3 separate regions of the Homo sapiens genome follow, and all the other regions are linked to region 3. Evidence: read pairs that join two places in POLR2A ChIA-PET (ENCODE). Cell type or tissue: HepG2. All regions are shown on one strand. Links, peaks and the distances in the headings refer to the core of each region. The heading gives the core; the rest is flanking DNA. Region 1 overlaps METAP1D (methionyl aminopeptidase type 1D, mitochondrial). Region 2 overlaps RAPGEF4-AS1 (RAPGEF4 antisense RNA 1). Region 3 has its middle 77 kb from the start of DYNC1I2.

Region 1 (6,587 bases), core at 1,499-3,998, 300 kb before region 3:
ATGGAGCTCTGCCCTTCCTGCCGGAGCACCGACCTCCGAAGCCAGCACAACAGACCCTCCAGGCTGCCCCCAGTTCCTTCCCCTGCCCTTTTGAACTTAACATTGCCTGTTAGTGCTGCCTCTGGATGGTCTGTTAACCTTACCATGCTTTGAGTCAAACTGGACTGAAGTAGACTTCTGGTCAAAACAAACAGTAGTTTTCTCTTTTTCCTCCTCCCAACCCAGTTAGAAGCATATTCACCATTGATGAAAAATAGCACCAAGCTTCCAATTCACCAAATGGTTAATTAAGAGCACTTTCATCTTCTTAACACAAAAATATAATTTATGCAAAAGATAGCTCCCAACACCCTCTCAAAATGAACATATGTAAAAAGGCTGACTATCAAGTTCCCTAAAGCCTATTACATATACACTTTTCTTACATTTTGCAACCGTACTTACACTGAGACACTAGAATAAAATGAAACAAGTTTTATTCTTCAAATACATAAAAATTACCTAGAACATTTCCATTATTTGTCAAGAGTAAACAAAAAGCCACCCCAAAACTCAAGACGTGCAACCCTGATCACTTTTGCAGACCATTCTCCACCATGGGCAGTATTCAGGAAATAAATACCATCTTACACACAAAGCTTCTTTCAGTCCCAAGGTTTTGCACAGCTCTTTACAAACTATTTATAGTTTATAATGCATTACAAACTATAAGCATTATTGGACAGTCCACAGTTAGGCTCCACAGCAGTTTGGGACAGGAAGCTGAGGGAGATAACACTCTTCAATTGAAACATTGCAGCAGCTCTGGAAGGGCTGAGGTTAGGGCTCTCTTCTTTGTGAAGCCTGTCCTGCAGGAGTTACGGGTCTTCACTTGCTCCCCTGTTCAGATGGGTTTTCTGATACAGGTAACACTACTGCCTGGTTTGCCACAGCTGAGCTCCAGAGGAACATCTACTCTCCCACAGCTACACCACAAATGCCCACAAATGCTCACCAGGTCTCCCCCAAAGAGCCTGTGTTCTTGTCTCCACTCTGCTCTGTGATCTGGCAAGGTTATAACTTGCAGGCAGAAGGGCTGTTGGGCTGTCATGCTGAAATTGACTGAAATGGCTAAAGCAATACAATTCACCTCACCAGAGATTTCTTTTTCTTTTCTTCTAAGGAAAAAAGTGTCAGTTTTGTAACTAATACCAAATTCTCACTCTCACTGTGATGGCCAGGCCAGGGGATACATCCTGGTGGCCCTTCTGTGTCACTGGCCTTTGCCATAAAAGTGGGCCACTCACCTTCAGAAGTATAACATACTAAATATGGGCTCGCTGTAAACAAAGTTCATAAAAGGGAGAAAGCAGATGATTTTTGTGACCAATCTATATTTCTTTAGCTACTCTCCTTCTTCCTAAAGGGCTCACTCGCACACTCCCTTTATATTGCATTTTGAAAAATGGATAGATTGCCTTTCCACAGAATTGCAATCTCTGAAAAAAAAAAGCCAAGACTGCTCTGAGACATATTTTATTTAATTTAGTCTAAAAGACAATTCAAAGACACCAGCATCAATAACAAGGAAAATGTAAGAACAGGCTTAAAAAAATCTAGTATGTTAGTTTTAAGTAATCTCTTTTGAATCATCACAATTTTATAGTCAATTTTTTTTCTCTAAAACAGTTAGAAAACTACATACGTATAGTTTTATCTTCATGTTAGAAATTTAATATAGAAAATTTCATGTTAAAAATTTTAATTCTAAATACTCTAAGCAATTGAAAGCTTAGAGCTTTGTTTTAAAAAATTAATGCTATAGAATTGCAGGATATTAAAACTTCTCAAATCACAGTTTTAGATCACAAACCTAGTTTGAAAATTAAAACCCAAATGGCTCAGAAATCAAAGGTGCAAAAATATTTGATCACTTCTGCAGTCAACTTTTATCTTGGCTGGAAAAAGCAGGAGATAATAGGCAATACAGTACCTTAGGAACCGGATGAGCTGAAGAAACTGCAGCCGGCAAAACTATACTGTGTGAAATATCTCTTTGTCTCCGAAAAAAGAAATTTCTTCTTTGTTGACTGCTTGACTGCTTGTGTAAGTAGATATGATTGAGTGGTGAAGAGAAAATTCTATGAGAACCTGTGAGCAGAAACAGACATATTTTAAGTAAAAAAACAACCTAACACAGTCCTCCACTTTAAGATGTTGTGGTGTTGTCTATTAAATCATTATTCTAATACCTTATTGACTGAAAAAGGAAAAGCCCCAAATAGAAATGAAAACAGTGGTATTCTGAATTCTAGTACAATAGTAACACAGCGTATTTATTAGCTAATACTATGTTTACATAAATGCGTGACAATGGAAAACTCTACTCTAACGGGAAACAAACATATAGAAACATCTGCTAAGCACCAGGTCTGTAAAAAGAACAATTTCTGCTGTAATACCTTATGTGGCAATGTCCAAGACGACCCTAGATTCAGGGCACTGTTTTGATGGCTTTATACTCTGTAAAGCCGTTTCCTTTCAAGAATCACGGACAAATTGCCAGCTGCACTTTTTGCCCTCCATAGGATTACTACTCTGTGTTAAGTTCACGTGCAGTGAGGCATTATACTGAAATTCATTGTGATGAATGTTCAAGTCAGATAAAGACTAAATAGCAAAAATGTAAGTATAACACTGAAAGAAAATGAATATAGGGTTTGAAGTACTCACAACAGGAATTTAGAAATGTCTATCAAAATTTTAAATGCACATATCCTTTGACTCAGCAGTTCATCTCCTAGGACTTTATCCTGCAGACACTATGCACTGATGGATGAATGAAGATGTACCCTCATGGCAGCATTATTTGTGGTAGAAGAAAGTGGGAAACAACTCAAATGTTTCCAAATAGGAAATACCAGTAGGGGACTGATTAAATATATTATGGTATACTTACAGAAAATTCTGGAGCTATTAAAAAGAATAGGCTAAATCATCATCTCTATGTGTTGATATGGAAAGAGGTCACAATACACTGTTAGGAAAAAAGTGAATGCTTAACAAATACATATAAAAAGCCCATTAATGTAAAAGGAGCTTATACATTTATATAAGCTTGCACGTGCTCATAAAATTTCTGGAAATTGATATTTGTAAACAGTGGCTCTTTCTGTGGCTTGTGGTTGGGGCTAGAGGTAGAGAGGAAGACTTTTTTTTTTTTTTTTTTTTTGAGACAGGGTCTTGCTCTGTCGCCCAGGCTAAGGCAACAGTGGTGCGATCATGGTTCACTGCAGCCTTGGATTCCCAGGCTCAAGGAATCCTCCCACTTCAGCCTCTTGAGTAGCTGGAACCACAGGCACATGCTACCATGCCTGGCTAATTTTTGTATTTTTTGTAGAGATGGGGTCCTGCTATGTGGCCCAGGCTGGTTTTAAACTCCTGGGCTCAAGCGATCCTCCCACCTCGGCCTCCCAAAGTGTTGAGGTTACAGGCGTGAGCTACTGCATCCAGCCAGGAAGACATTTTGATTCATTTTATTACTTTCATATTTAGAACAATCTTTTTTTTGTTTTTTGTTTTTTGGTTTCTTTTTTTTGAGACGGAGTCTCACTCAGTCGCCCAGGCTGGAGTACAGTGGCGCGATCTTGGCTCACTGCAACCTCCGCCTCCCAGGTCCAAGCAATTCTCCTGCCTCAGCCTCCAGAGTAGCTGGGACTGCAGGCGCGCACCACCAGGCCCGGCTAATTTTTTTGTATTTTTAGTAGAGACGGGGTTTCACCATGTTGGCCATGCTGGTCTCAATCTCCTGACCTCGTAATCTGCCCGCCTTGGTCTCCCAAAGTGCTGGGATTACGGGCGTAGCCACCGCGCCTGGCCAGAACAATAGTTTTAGAAGTCCCCAACAGGTCACAACTACATGGCAGGGGTCAGAAAACTACAGCTCAAGGGCCAAATCTGGACTGCTGACTGTTTTTATACAGCACAAAACCTAAAAATGGTTTTTACATTTATAAATGGTTGAAAAAAACTTTTTAACCCAATATTTTGTAATACATGAAATTCAAATCTTGGTGCCCATAAATAAAAGGTTCATTGGACCATAGCTACCCTCATTTGCTTACAAATGTCTATGGAGGATTTTGAGCTACAGTGGTAGCTGAGTAGTTGTGAACACATGTTCCACAGAGCCTAAAAAATGTACTCTTTGGCCCTCTACAGGAGACATTTGCTGAATCCTGGTCTAGAGCAGTAGTCCTTAAAATGAGGTTCACAGACCAGCAGTATAATGTCACATAGAAAAAAGATGCAAGGCTGAGTGCGGTGGGTCACGCCTGTAATCCCACACCTTGTCTCTACTAAAAATACAAAAATTAGCCGGGCATGGTGGCGCGCGCCTGTAATCCCAGCTACTCGGGAGGCTAAGGCAGGAGAACTACTCGAACCCGGAAGGCAGAGGGTGCAGTGAGCCAAGATCGCGCCACTGCACTCCAGCCTGGGTGACAGAGCAAGACTCTGTCTCAGAAAAAAAAAAAAAGAAAGAAAGAAAGAAAAAGAAAAAAGATGCAAATTCTTGGGCCCCGTATCGACCTACAAACATAGAAACTGGTGATGGAGGCGGGCAATCTGTGCCTTAACCAGCCCTCAGGTAATCCTGACGCACACGAAGCTTGAGAACTGGCCTAGAGTAACATTTCAGCTGTGAAACATAATGAAAACGTGAATTGCAGGTAAGTACTGGCTTCAAAACTCTGGATCTCTAATTGACTTGGGGAAAGGCACTGATGCAAACAAACCGCAATGATCAGTGATTCAGGGTGATAGGTTTCACTCAATTATGTCCCTCCTTAAAGTGGACTGCAATATTGTTGAATCTAACTTATAGAGGTGTTTTTGGTACTATTTTAAACAATTTCAAGCACTAGACAAAATGTCAGTAATATCATTTCTTTAAAAAGAAGTTACAAAACTCAGGTACAGTGGCACATACATGTAGTCCCAGCTACTTTGGAGGGCAGCTGATGTGGGATTGCTTAAACCCAGGAGTCTGAGACCAGCTTGGGCAACAAAGCAAGACTCCTGTCTCTCTAAAAAAAAAAAAGTTGCTTGATAGAGGCAGGTATGTATTGTGTAAAGCTTTTAAAGTATAATATTTCCCTAATGACAATATCACCAACCCTAGTATTGTCAACTGATATATGAGGGACAGGGTAGTGTCCTAGGAAAAGCAGACAGTTGGAAGGCAGAAGCCTGGACTTTTGTTTCAGCTCTACCACTTATTAGCTGTGTGGCCCTGCACAAGTTTCTTCATTTCAGTCTCAGGTGAGAATTGAAATAAGAAATGTGAAAGTGTCTTGCATTTAGAAGATACCCAATAAATAATAGTTCTTTCAAGAATACATAAAAACCTGTAATCCCAGCGCTTTGGGAGGTCGAGGTGGGAGGATCGTGAGATCCCATCTCTACAAAAAATAAAAGAATTAGCCAGATGTGGTGGCTTGGGCCATCAGCTACTGTAGTCCAGCTACTCAGGAGTTCAGCTACTCAGGAGTCAGTCCAGCTACTCAGGAGTCCAGCTACTCAGGAGGCTGAGGCAGGAGAATCACTTGAGCCCTGGAGCTATGATCACTGAGTTATGCACTGAGCTATGATCACACCACTGCACTCCAGCCTGGGCAACAGAGTAAGATCCTGTCTCAAAAAAAAAAAAAAAGTCTGCACAAAAAATAAAATGGGAAAGAAAACATGACCTCCAGTATAGCTTCTAATACTGAACACTTATTATGCCTCAATTACTGTACTAGGCACTTTACATATGTTAGCTCATTAATCTTCACAGAAACTGTATGAATTGTGAACTGTTATTACTCCATGTCACAGTTGAAGATACTGAGGCACACAAAGGAACATGCAGTAAGTGCCAAAGCTGAGAGGGAAAGCAGGCTAAGTTGCCTCTACAAAATGTATTACTTCTCTCACAGGCATGAGAAAAAACAGGAGCTAAAACACAGGGAAATACCCAGAAAATTGAAAAGGCATCACAAAACTATTGTTACTACTACTATTATTTTTCCAAAAGTGGTGATGGGTTGGCCTAATCCACCCACTACCTTAAGCCAAGCTGCCTTCGCTGACCAAACACACGCTTTGGGGAGGTGGCTGCCAGAACTATTAGTTGGACAGTCTGTGGATATGAAATGGAAAATTTGGAAAGACACAGGTGGACTCAATCTATGATTCCACCTCCCTAATTGCATTGCTAGGCAGGACCACATACAAGACACAAACTCACAAGTGTTTCTCTTCTGAGGAAAGTATTATAATTACTATTAATAATGATAATGCTAATATAAATAGTAATAATAACAGTGGTTAAAATTTAATGGACACTTAGATTAAGCTCAGTGCTAGGTGCTCTACATACATTACCTCTTACCAGCTCTGTCATTAGGCAGGTAGCTGTTAACATCACTGCTTTATAGATGAGGAACTAAGGCTCACAAGTCTGGTAATCAATGACCAGGCCCCAAGCTTAATCCTGTAAATCCAAATCCAGGGCTGTGTCTGCCATTCCAGTTGCCTCTCAGCAGTGTGCAGGGGCTCTATGA
Region 2 (6,587 bases), core at 2,637-5,136, 960 kb before region 3:
TCCTCACAAAATCTTCCTTTAATTTCTCCTTCGTAGGCACTATTTCCCCCTTCAGGTGAGAAGTTTTAGACCCATGAAACTGGTCTTTAGTATTTTGATTGAAAGTTTGCATCTTGGCATCTCACTTTGGAATTTCATAGCTATTCTATTTTGGTGCCTGACGTGAAACTTGCAATTTAACATCTGTGACTTGGGCTAGTGAAAACTGAATCAAGTCAACTTCCTTCCACACCTTCAACATTAATTCCTACTCAACCAAGACAATTGCCTTTTCTACGCAAAGTGATTCGCCTGGGACTTGGGAGGAATACCATACTCATTAGGGAAGTACAGCTCTTACAGTCTCCTGAGCTTTCTAAAAAAGAAATGCGTAATTAAAAATATCTGATCAGGAGAGTCCCAATTTGTGGGTAACAATAAAAAGGTTGTGGTTTGTTTTAAAACTGTGATTTGTCCATTTAGGGGAATATATTTGGATTAAGATCTTAAAGCGATAATAAGGGGAGACAGGAAAGTGGCTAAAATTTTATTTACGATAACACTTTTTTTTAGACTTTACTGCTAAAGCAAAAGTCACAAATGACCCACATTTAGGACCTCAATATTTTCAGTACTAAATTAAGTATTGAGGAAAGAAAAGAACTTTCATCTGAGGATTGTGAGCCCTTACGAATTGTTAGGCCCAGAGAGGCATTAAAATGAGATCACAGTTGTGCCCTATTACCCACTCTGAGCTATGTATTTATCTCCTGCAACTGCTTAGCTATTGTCACAGTAGCTATAAATTAACCTAATAATGCCACACCAGACACTATAACCCACACCCTATAGCTTACCAACGCATAGCCAATCACTAATCAGTGTTAAGTCTGTAAACCAATGAGAATTCCTGACAAACAACTTTGTATCAGCCCACTCACTGTTTTCCTTTCTTACCTTTAAAAGTCTGCCTGTAGGCCCTTTGCAGTGGCTCACTCCTGTAATCCCAGCACTTAGGGAGGCCAAGGCAGGTGGGTCGCTTGAGGCCAGGAGTTCAAGACCAGCCTGGGCAACATGGCGAAACCCCATGTCTGCAAAAAATACAAAAATCAGCCAGGCATGGTGGCACTCGCCTATAGTCCCAGCTACTTGGCGGGGCTAAGGTGGGAAGATCACTTGAACCTGGGAGGTTGAGGCTGCAGTAAGCTGAGATTGCACCACTGCACTGCAGCCTGGGTGACAAAGTGAGACCCTGTTTAAAAAGGAAAAAAGGAAAAGAAAAAAAAAAGATAAATAAAAGTCCACCTGTAACTGCTACTAATCAGAGGGTCTATTCAGGGCAGCATGCATCTATGCTCCTGGGCTGCAATCTTCAAACTCCCGGCCCAAATAAACTCCTACTTATATTAACTCTGCCTCAGTTCCTTTCTTTTGGATCGACAGTATTATTACATTTCTTTGTGACTTTTAGAAGCAGAGTTTTTCTTTTGTTTTGGTTTTGTATTTCTATCATTATGGCATGTAAAAGTAAATTAAATTAGAAAGGAATTAGCTATTTAGTTTTAACTGTACTTTAGATATATCCAACTTCAGGGCACTAGAATTAAGGCAAACAACTAAATATAAGCGCAAGAAAAAAAATGGTTTGAACTTGTCTAGTGACTATCTTCCAATCTCCAGCTTTGTAAAAGACTAAGGTAAAGTTCTGTTTTGTACTCCCTGTGCTCTTCAGGTAACTTCATAGGTAAGGGCAGTTATAGTTCCTCGTTTTACAGAAAGGTAAATTATCCAGTCAGGAGGCAAAGTTAAAATGAACTCTCTTAATTTAAAAAACGTTCAGAGTTAAAATTTGTGACTTAGTTATTAATGCAAGCAAGTCTTAAGGGAAAAGAAAAATCTTTTGTCCTGGAAGTAATTGCATCTGGTTGAGAAGCATACTGACCTCTATAAAGAAAATGGTAGTTATTAGTGTTAGTTCCCGTAACATACGAACTCCCTGCCTCCTGGGAGGCAATAGGCTAGGAAAGAGCTTGAACGCTCCACCTCGCCCCCTTCCCAGAAGGGACAATTCCTCACAAAGCCAGAATGGTGAAAGTCAGCAATCCACAAATCACTCAGGTCCAAAGTGGGTTCAGCACTCCACCTATGCCACAGTCTTCCTCACCAAAACGAAGCCTGCACTTTCTCACCAAAACAAAGGGAGAGGGTTACATATGCCACTTTCTCAAGCTCAGTTGGTAAAGTTGCAGTAATTAACTTTGGTACATAATTTGCAGTGAGGAAAATGTCACCATGTCACAGCTTTAGTCTTAGGCTTATTTTCTAGTGGTGGAGTATATTTATTTTGGTGAAATAACAAGCTGCCATTGCTTTTTATTATTGTACGAAAGACACAGAGTACATTATTCAACTCGGAAAATCTCTACCTGTGTTATACTCATTTTTCACACTAATAGAGAAAATTACCACAAACGAATTTTGAATGAATTATGGTCACCCAGTGTTTGTTACAATTTCCTTTTCATCAGTAATCCAATATGGTCTCCTACATATTTCAATAAATGGATGACTTTATATAGTGAATTCCACAGAGAAAATAGCACAGGAAAGAGAGAATGTGACTAAAAATCATATTGATTATATTGAACCAAGAGCATGTTGACTTGAAGGAAGTAAAATGGAGAATTGTCATTTAAAGTGAGACACATTAAATCTTGACTGGGCAATAAATAATAAGGAGCTGAGCTCTTTCGCTTAGGTGACACTAACTTTCACCTTAAAAATATGATAGTGCCACAGCTAGTAAAGAAGATATATTTATTGGCATTTTGGGACTAAAAGTACTAGTTTGGTTCTAGAGATAGAAGATAACTCAGGAAGCTTAGAAGAGGTCAACCTGGGAAGACAGGATTCTTTCTCCCCACCCGTGGCTCTGCAGGAAGCAATACCCTCCCCTCTGGGCAAGGTCGACCCTCCAAGTCCAGATGAGAAGAGTTCCCTCTGTCTGCTCTTTCCTCTGCCTGATGACCCAGAGGCTTTGCAGCTGTGATCCTGGCAGCCCCTGGCCACCTCAGGGAGCTGCAGAATTCAAACCCTGGAAATGGAGCTCTGCTTGCAGCTGCACCTGGGGCCTGACCTGCTTAGGACAGGCCTGTCTGGACCTAAGAGAACCCCACTGCCACCCACTCAGCTACTCCCTAACAGACTGCAGAGACCAAGTCTTTTTCATTTCTTTATATCCATTGATTTCTCGAGTTATTGAAACTCAATATTTACTGAGCACCTACAATGTGCCAGGCACTGTGATAGGCACTGAAGAAAGGGCAAAGGACGAGCAGATAAATTTCCTACTTGCAGGGAACACCGTGGTAGTGAGTAAAATGAGACATTGCAAATAAACACATAAATATATAATATGTCAACTGGCAATAATTGATGCGAAGAATGATTAAGCAAAACAAGGAAATGCAGAGACAGGGAAGGAGCATCTATCTGGTATGAAGTAGTCAGAGAAGGCCTCTCTGGTCAGATGACATTTGGGCAGAACCTGGGGCCTGTCTCAGCACCACCTGTTCCTTCCTCGGCCACTTGCTCCCTGCAGCCACCAAAGGCCCCTGTGGTTTTCCCGCCTGAGGCTCACCAGCCACAGGCCTAGAATATCTGGCTTCTCTCCCCACGTCCAAACTCAGCTGAAATGCCAAACTGCAGGACCTTGTTTCCTGAGCAACTGCCAATGGGGCTGAATGATGCAACTCGGAAAGGAAGAGGATTTCATTCCCCCTGAATGGACTTTGCACCAGTGGGAGACAGGAAACAGGAGATTGGAGGATACTGGGCAGCTGAACTGCCTCACCCTTTCCCCCTGCCCCGTCTGGTGCACAATTTCTCCACACAGCCTGCTGTGTGTGGCCAAGCCTGTGCGCCGACTGAGTGTTATGGGTTGAACTATGTTCCTCAGAAAGATATGTCGAAGTCCTAACCCCCAGTAACTGTGAATGTGGCTTTATAGTATTTGGAAACAGGGTCTTTGCTGATGCAATCAAGTTAAGATGAAGTCATTAAGGGGGTAGGGGCCTAATCCAATCTCTTGTCCTTAGAAGGAGAAAGACAGAGACACATCAGGGGAAGATGGTGAGGTGACAATGGAGGCAGAGATTGGAGCAATTTATCTAAATGCTAGGCAACGCCACAGAGAGCTGCAAACACCAAGGCTAGAAGAGGCAGGGAAGGAGCCTCCCCTACAGGTTTCAGAGGGAGCATGGCCTCACCATACCTTTACTTCAGACTTCTAGCATCCAGAACTGTGACACAACACATTTCTGTTGTTCTGAGTGACAACAGTGTGTGGTGTGTTATTACAGCTGCTCTAGAAACTAACATATCGAGCAGCCAGCTGTGTGGGATTGTACCTCCCAAGTAACCCTCTAAGACTTAACCTTTGCCCAGGGCTCTGTCTCTAGAGAACTGTGACAATGATAGGTAGACCTGAATAAAGCGAAGGATGATATCTGCAGGGATATTTGAGGACAGGGAGTGCTGACAAGGGAGGAGCCAGTGCAAAGGCCCCGAGGTGGCAGTATGCTTGGTGTGTTGGAGGAGCAGGAAGGTGACCAGGGTGTTTGGGGAGTGAATAAGGGGAAGAGTGCTCAGAGGAGAAGTCAGAGGAGGGGCCAAAGACATGTTCTCTAGGGCCAGAAAGGCCTTTGGATCTTTTCGACATTATCTTCTTGACATGTAATTTATATAGTAGTAAAATGAACAAAATGGGTGACTATTTTGTGAATTTTTTAGATACATAAAACCACGTGATCACTATCCAGATCAAATGTTGAACATTTCCATCACCCCAGAGAGTTCACTCCTGCTACCTTCCAGTCAATACAACTTACCAATCCTGAGGCAACCAGTACTCTCTCTTTTATCATCATAAATTTGTTTTAACCTGTTCCTTAATGGCATATAAATGAAACTACATAGCATGCTTTTGCTCAAAATAGTGCTTGTGAGGTTCATCCAGGTTGCTGTATGTATACTTCAATTATTATTATTGCTGAGTAGTATTCCATTGCCTGGATATATCACAAATTATTTATCCATTCTTCTGCTGAATATTTGAGTTATTTGCAGTTTAGGCCTATAATAAATGAAGCCGCTAGGAACATTTATGTGTTCCTCTTATTTTGGTTGCATGCAATCATTTCTCTTGGTATAAACCTAGCAGTGTATTTTCTGGGTCAACTGGCTTAGGTTTAGGTTAACTGTATTCGTTTACACCATTTTATACTCCCGTCAGCAATATATGAGTTCCAGGTATTCTGCATCCTCACCAACACTTGGAGCCTTTCTGGTAGGTGTGTAGTGGCATTGCATTGTGCTTTCAATATGCATTTTTCTGCTGACTAATGCACTCCTTTTTATATGCCTATTATTCACATATCTCCTTTTATGAAGTAGGTATTCAAGTCTTTTATTCACATTTTATGTTTTGTTATGGCCACATCTCACTTCCAGAATCTGTATTGGTTATCTATCGCGCATTAAAAAAGTACTCTAAAGCTTGACAGCTAAAAACAACAAACATTCATTCTCTCACACAGTCTCTGCAGGTCAGGAACCTGGGTGCAGCTTCATGGGGTGGTTCTGGCTCAGGGTCTCAGGTTGCATTTGAGCTGCTGTCTGAGGTTACAGCCCTACCTATCAAAGCTGAACCAGAGCCAGACTCCATGTCTAAACTCACTTATGTGAGCTTCAGTGTGAGAAATGTATGAATTTTGTTTGATGAAATATTGAAAAGCTTAACAACTTCCTCCTACTCTCATTGGCCTCTTGGTGCCCAGTATCTGAGTCTGAAAAATCTCATCTATAGGAATCAATGGCAGCAAAGACAGAACCAAGGTCCCACGGCTATTGGGGAGGTTGGCAGATGAGTGAGGAAAAAGGGGTGTCAGCAATCTAAAAATATTCAGGCTCACAGAAATATAACTGTTTGAAATGACTCACTTTTATTAAGATCCTGCCATCTCACTTACCAGCTTAAAAAAAAATAGATCACAGCAGAATGTTTCAAATTCTCCATAAATGGCCATTTGATCCAGCAACCTACCTGTGGAAATTTATGCCAAGATTAGAATCTACAAAATACATACAGAGATGCACATTGAAGTATTATTTATTAGGAATCTAAATTGTGGAATCATTAAAGAGAATACATATTCCCTCAAAAGAATACCATGGTGTTATTAAAAGTAGTCATTATGAGTGGTTAGGATATAATATAATATTACAGGAAATTCTTAGGATATACCATCAAGTAGAAAAACTTTTCTTCCCAGCTTTTCAATGTGAAAATGTTTAAACCTACAGGAAAGTTGTAAGGCCAGAACAATAAATGCTTGTATAGCCTTCATCTAGATTCTCCAACAGTGACCACAGTTGCCACATCTCTTTAAGTGTAATGCTCATCCTTTGAGAGTAAGTGCAGACATTTTGATACCATGCTCTAAGTACTACAACACCTATCTAAAATTGTAGAAGGAAACTCTTCTATGATTTTCACACTCAAGACATTTAACACTGATATAAAGTTTATATTCAAATTTCTCCAAAAG
Region 3 (6,587 bases), core at 2,745-5,244:
TCCATGTCTCTTCCACCCTTACTGAATTATTCTGAAACAAACCCCAGATATCAGATCACCCAGAAATATTTCCTTATATACCTCTAAGTGTTAAGGACTTTTGAAAAAAATACATAACACCACCATTTCCCCAACTCTGTCAGTCTCTTTCCTTCTCTCTCTCTCGCGCATGCATGCACACACACACACACACACACAGACATACACATATACATGCACAGTTTGAATCAGTATCCAAGTAAAGTCCATACATGGAATATAGTTGATCTCTCTCTTAAATCTAACACTACCATTTCCCCAACTGTGTCTGTCAGTCTCTCTTTCCTTCTCTCTCTCTCACACACACACTCACACAGTTTGAATCAGTATCCAAGTGAAGTCCATACATGGAATATGATTGATTTCACTCCTAAATCTCTTTTTAGTCTTTGGTTTCCCTCTCCTCCTCTTTTTTACTTGCACATAAGACTTCAGCCTGTTTGTCCTGTAGTTTCCTACATTCTCAATTTTGGTGATTGCATCCTTGTGGTGGTGTTTAGCTGTTTCTATTTCCCTGAATTTTCTATAAATTGGTAGTTATGTTCTAGAGGCTTGACAGCATTTATGATCAATTTTTTTTTTTTTTTTTGGTAAGAATACTTTGTGGAGGCCGGGTGCGGTGGCTCATGCCTGTAATCCCAGCAGTTTGGGAGGCCGAGGCGGGTGGGTCACGAGATCAGGAGATTGAGACCATCCTGGCTAACACGGTGAAACCCTGTCTCTACTAAAAAATACAAAAAATTAGCTGGGTGTGGTGGCGGGCGCCTGTAGTCCTAATACAAAATTAGCCTACCACCATGCCAGGCTAATACAAAAATTAGCCTGGCATGGTGGTAGGTGCCTGTAATCCCAGCTACTGGGGAGGCTGAGGCAGGAGAATGGTGTGAACCTGGGAGGCGGAGCTTGCAGTGAGCCGAGATTGCGCCACTGCACTCCAGCCTGGGCGACAGAGCGAGACTCTGTCTCAAAAAAAAAAAAAGAATACTTTGTGGGTGTGTTACGTGTACATCCAAAAGAAGGCACAGAATAATGTCTCTTTTGGTAACTAGCAGCCTTTGATAATTACCTTCAACCATTATTTCATCAGGAGTTGCAAAATGGTGGTATTCTATTATATCTTACATATTAGCTGAGATACTTTTATAAAGAGAAACGTAACAATTATTTGGTTACACAGAGGGGAAAAACAGGATAAATGCTTGATTTTTTTGTTTTCAAAATATTTCCCCAGCATCTTCCAGAGATGAACAATGAGAATTTCTTTGAGAAGTGTCAAAGAATTAAACATATTTGATATGTTTTAAACCTTTGGATTTTTTTTTTTTTTTTTTTTTTTTTTTGAGATAGAGTCTTGCTCTCTCACCCAGGCTGGAGTGCAGTGGCATGAGCTCAGCTCGCTGCAGCCTCGACCTCCCAGGTTCAAGCGATTCTCGTGCCTCAGTCTCCCAAGTAGCTGGGATTACAGGCACCTACCACCATGCCAGGCTAATTTTTGTATTTTTAGTAGAGACAGGGTTTCACCATGTTGGCCAGGCTGGTCTCCAATTCCCAACCTCAGGTGATCTGCCCGCCTCAGCCTCCCAAAGTGCTGAGATTACAGGTGTGAGCCACCATGGCCGCCTGGTCTTTTTTTTTTTTAATACTCAAGTTGTCTCATCTTCGGCCAGTGGGAGCCTCTTGCAATTAACTTCTAAGTCCTACCGATATTACCTCAGGATTTTTTTTTTTTTTTTTAAGAGATGGGGTCTTGGTATGTTGCTTAGGCTGGTTTCAAACTCCTTGGCTCAAGTGATCCTCCTACCGCGGCCTCATGAGTAGCTAGGACTACGGATACATGCTACTGCACCTGCTGGTTTTTTGTGTTTTTTGTTTTTGTTTTTTTGATTTTTTGTATAGACAGGGGTCTTGCTTTTAGGTTGCAGTTTCCACAGTTACTTTTGCACCAACCTAATATATTGCTCAGGTTGGTTTCAAACTCCTGAGCTCAAGCAGTCCTCCTGCCTTGGCCTCCCAAAGCACAGGGATTAGACATGAGCCACTGTGTTTGGCCCTCAGGAATCTTTGATAGCTTCCTAGCTTTCCAGTATGACAAGATGCTCCAAACTCTTCCTTTTATTTCTTGCCAAGACCAGATATTAGTAATTTCTCCACGGAGCCCTAATTCTGTATTAATTACTAAATTATTTAATTTTTAAATTTCCTTTTGCCCTGAGTTATTTAGAAGGGGATTTGAAAACTTTCTTTTCGGCAAGCCTTGCATTTAAAAATGTACATTTTAGTGCACTATGGTAAAAATACACCTACAATCACTCCTGTTGAGATATTCTGACACTTTTGGTCAATGATTCTTATTTAAAAGGGAAAGATCGTTTTATAGTCCTAAACTTGTGCCTTTTCAAACCAAAGAAAGCTATTCTAGTCTATATTTTTCTCCCTATGTCCCATCTTTTATCTCCTATTTAGATACTGGAATTTTGGGACATATCCCTGTATCATTGAGCTTTCCTTGATACTTTCTCTGTTAGTACTTTTTGGTTGAATGAGAGACACCTTGTGATTATTCTGACAGCTTTACTCTTCAGCTGTATCCCTCTATTTAGCTTTTAAAACAACTTTAACAACCATAATTGCAATATCTAAGATTGGATTGGTTCTTTTATAATAACCTATACTTATTTTATGGCTATGATACCATACTCTATACTCTTGGGATGTTAAATACACTTATTTGATGTCTTCTTTAATATGCTGTTATTTTGACTTTTTAAAACGGTTTGTTCAGGGCCTTTCGTGTTACTGACTTTCTTCAAATATTTTAGTGATTCACAGTTATAATTTTAAGTTATTTAGTTGCTCATTTTTGTATTTGAGAGCCTCTTTTTATGGATGCCGTATCTGTTATCATAGCCTGTGATGAGAGTAGTGGGCTGTGCTATGTTGAGGATATGCCAGTATTTTGGCTCTGGGTACAGTAGTCCTCCTTATCTGCAGGGAGTATATTCCAAGACCCCCAGTGGATACCTGAAACCATGAATAGTACCAAACCCAGTGGCTGTCAGTTGGAACACGTTTCCATTCACGTCTGCCATCCACAAGTTTAATGCTCTTTACACCTTAACTAAGTGCCTACCTGCACTCTGGGGTAACTTCCGAAGTTTAAGGTGCACAGCAAAACTAACACGAATTTATCTTTCCTTCTTCACAATTTCACGGATGGAAGATTTGTTCATACCTTAGATCTAAGCCATATTTTAGATCTTAGCAACCTCAGCATACAATTAAAATAATTATTGTCAAGAACTTTTACATTTTCACTTAAAGGAAGCAATTTACAGTTTTTTGGCACATCGGAATTGCCAGAATCACTACTGGCATTTTGAGGTCATTATTAAGTTAAATAGGAGTTGCTTGAATGCAAACACTGAGATACTGTGACAGTTGATCTGATTAACGAGGACAGCTACTGATTGACTAACAGGCAGGCAGCGTAGACAGTGTGGATACACTGGACAAAGGGATGATTCACATCCTGGGAAGGACAGAGCAGATGGTACAAGATTTCATCCCAGTACTCAGAATCTACCTGCAATGTAAAACTCATGAATTATTTCTGGAACTTTCCATGTAATATATTAAGACTGTGTTGACCATGGGTAACAAACTGTGGAAAGCAAAACCATGGATAAGGGGGAACTAGGGTATGGGCTTCTGTTCTCCTCTTGCGGGTCAGCAAGTGTCTGGGGGCACTGCCCTGCTTTCCCAGCTTCGGTGGCATCACTCAGTTGTTATAGGCTGGCCAGAGACACTGCTTTTGTCCACCACTCAGCTTGTGGTTGGGGAAGGGAACTTGCGTAGCTATTCTGAATCAATCAGCTCCCTAATGAGTCACCCTGTCCAGTACCCCAGGGAACCCTCCTGCTTTTTGCATCTGTTGACTCTGGGTTCCAACCCATGCCTCCTTTTATAGTAGTCTTGCCTGTTTTGAATTATGATTCCCTATCATTTTGTTTGCCTATAACTGATCCTACCTGCTTTTGATGTTTCTGGCATTCTTCCAAATTTCTATTCCATTGCTAGCCCTCTCATCTTTCAGTGCTATAGCAGATTTCTTATTTTTCTTCTGTTTTATTAATTACAGCACTTTATGGAATTTAGAGTTGAGAGGGAGAGCAGATACTTCTGTTTGCCATCTTGATCCAATCTCACTAACAAACAGCACTTAAAGCAAACAGAACAAAAACTCTTTGTCTTTCTCTTGTTGAGACTCCTGGGATGATCCTATAGTTACAAAATGTGCTGTGCAACTAGTAACTCACAGAACATATTTACAAGGTTTTATTAAAATATCAGCCCTTTTCCCTTCTTCCTAACACACAACATTTTGTGATGAATCTGTTAATACTAAACACCAGTTCCTAGCAGTGAATACTCTAGGAGTCATGAAATAGTATTCAGTGATAATTATATTTGCATTGAAAAAATAACATATTAGGGACAACAGAATTATCTTTTAAAAAGTGACCCAGTTGACTTTAGGAGAAAAGACAGGCCCAGCACTGCCCTCGGGTGCCTCATTTTAGAGGCCCTCCTGTAGTTGTGTTCTTTCCCAGGGGGCAAAAAGTCTGCTGGGCCAGTGGGTTATGCCTACCTGGAACTCACTTCATTCTCTTCTCGACCACGTTCAAGGTACCTGAAACCCTGATTTTCCTGCCTAAACTGCTCAGCTTCCAGGGCTTTCACAAGGCCTATCTATCTTTTGCCCAAACCTACCCTGGTTGAAAAGGTGTCCAAGGGGCAGCTATTTGCAAGGCTGTGGAAAAACTTACTTACTTAGGCATGTAGGCTGAAGAATACACAAGTGTTCCTGTGAAGCCCTTCAGAATACTGAAGGAGCGGGTGGAAGAGAAGGAAGGCAATGTGCTGCAGGCTGGTTCTCCCCTGGCTGCCATCTTTGGGCATGGAATTCTGAGAAGTGTGAAAATTCAAGGTGGACTTGCATGTTGTGCATAAAATTTAGTAGCTTTTAAGCTTGATTTATAACACCGAAATATCTTGACCTATCTATTGCTTCAGGGCCTGCAAATTTTAGGGGAGGTCCTAGGAAGGAGAAAGAGTGATTCCTAAGTGGGTCCAGGCAGCATACCTGCAAACGGTGATGTCATAAAGTAGTCCTGCTGAGTTTTAGGTAAGCCACTTATAGCTACTACCATTTTTTTCAGCCAGTGGAAACATATTCCATATCTAACCAGTTTCTTCCAGTAGTTTGAGCTAACGAGAAGAGGAGTAAAAAGTTCTAGAATCAATTGCTGGCAAGATGGCCGAATAGAAACAGCTCCGGTCTACAGCTCCCAGAGAGATGGATGCAGAAGGTGGGTGATTTCTGCATTTCCAACTGAGGTACCTGGTTCATCTCACTGGGACTGGTTGGACAGTGGGTGCAGCCCACAAGGGCGAGCCGAAGCAGGGTGGGGCGTTGCCTTACCCAGGAAGCACAAGGGGTCAGGGAACTCCCTCTCCTAGCCAAGGAAAGCCATTAGGGACTGTACTGTGAGGAACAGTGCACTCCGGCCCAGGTACTGCACTTTTCCCACGGTCTTCACAACCTGCAGACCAGGAGATTCCTTCCGGTGCCTACACCACCAGGGCCCTGGGTTTCAAGCACAAAACTGGGCGGCTGTTTGGGCAGACACCAAGCTAGCTGCAAGAGTTTTTTTTCATACCCCAGTGGTTCCTGGAATGCCAGTAAGACAGAACCATTCACTCCCCTGGAAAGGGGGCTGAAGCCAGGGAGCCAAGTGGTCTGGCTCGGTGGATCCCATCCCCACAGTGCCCAGCAACCTAAGATTCACCAGCTTGAAATTCTTGCTGCCAGCACAGCAGTCTGAACTCAGCCTGGGATGCTCGAGCTTGGTGGGGGAAGAGGTGTCTGCCATTCCTGAGGCTTGAGTAGGCAGTTTTACCCTCAAAGTGTAAACAAAGCCACCTGGAAGATCGAACTGGGCAGAGCATACTGCAGCTCAGCAAGGCCGCTGTGGCCAGACTGCCTCTCTATATTCCTCCTCTCTGGGCAGGGCATCTCTGAAAAAAAAAAAAAAAAAAAAAAAAAAAAGCATCCCCAGTCAGGGGCTTAGAGATAAAACCACCATCTCCCTGGGACAGATGTCACCTTCCCCCAGGTGAAGGGGCAGCTGTGAGCGCAGCTTCAGCAGACTTAAACGTCCCTGCCTGATGGCTCTGAAAAGAGCAGTGGATCTCACAGCACAGCATTCGAGCTCTGCTAAGGGTCAAACTGCCTCCTCAAGTGAGTTCCTGACCCCAGTGTCTCCTGATTGGTAGACACCTCCCAGTAGGAGCTGACAGACACCTCATATGGGAGAGCTCTGGCTGGCATCTGGTGAGTGCCCCTCTGGGACGAAGCTTCCAGAAGAAGGAACAGGCAGGAATCTTTGCTGTCCTGCAGCCTGGGTAATACCCAGGCAAACAGGGTCTGGAGTGGACCTCTAGGAAACTCTAGCAGACCTGCAGCAGAGAGGTCTGTTAGAAGGAAA

What was found. Peaks named below come from ENCODE experiments on the same cell type or tissue, not always from the same donor. Only the 100,000 strongest peaks of a DNase experiment are listed, where the experiment ranks them.
Region 1: POLR2A ChIA-PET joins it to region 3 with 5 read pairs; 3 of 35 experiments call an interaction of 5 or more read pairs at or near these places.
Region 2: POLR2A ChIA-PET joins it to region 3 with 5 read pairs; 1 of 35 experiments calls an interaction of 5 or more read pairs at or near these places.

Annotation. Positions count from the first base shown.
Region 1 is chr2:172,057,041-172,063,627 of GRCh38, reverse strand. METAP1D (methionyl aminopeptidase type 1D, mitochondrial) reads right to left here. Exons shown (of 10, transcript NM_199227.3): 2 at 1,973-2,130. Among named protein-coding and RNA genes, the nearest start is that of DLX1, 25 kb to the left of the region's middle. In HepG2, for the core only: no CTCF peak of the experiment used is centred there; no DNase peak of the experiment used is centred there.
Region 2 is chr2:172,723,684-172,730,270 of GRCh38, reverse strand. It overlaps RAPGEF4-AS1 (RAPGEF4 antisense RNA 1), which reads left to right. Exons shown (of 4, transcript NR_026995.1): 4 at 2,838-6,587. It also overlaps a transcript of PDK1 not described here. Among named protein-coding and RNA genes, the nearest start is that of RAPGEF4, 8.9 kb to the left of the region's middle. RefSeq lists enhancers at 3,232-3,732, 3,733-4,233. In HepG2, for the core only: no CTCF peak of the experiment used is centred there; a DNase peak (open chromatin) is centred at 3,760.
Region 3 is chr2:171,760,751-171,767,337 of GRCh38, reverse strand. No RefSeq gene overlaps it. Among named protein-coding and RNA genes, the nearest start is that of DYNC1I2, 77 kb to the right of the region's middle. RefSeq lists a silencer at 153-353. In HepG2, for the core only: no CTCF peak of the experiment used is centred there; DNase peaks (open chromatin) are centred at 3,517, 3,967 and 4,267.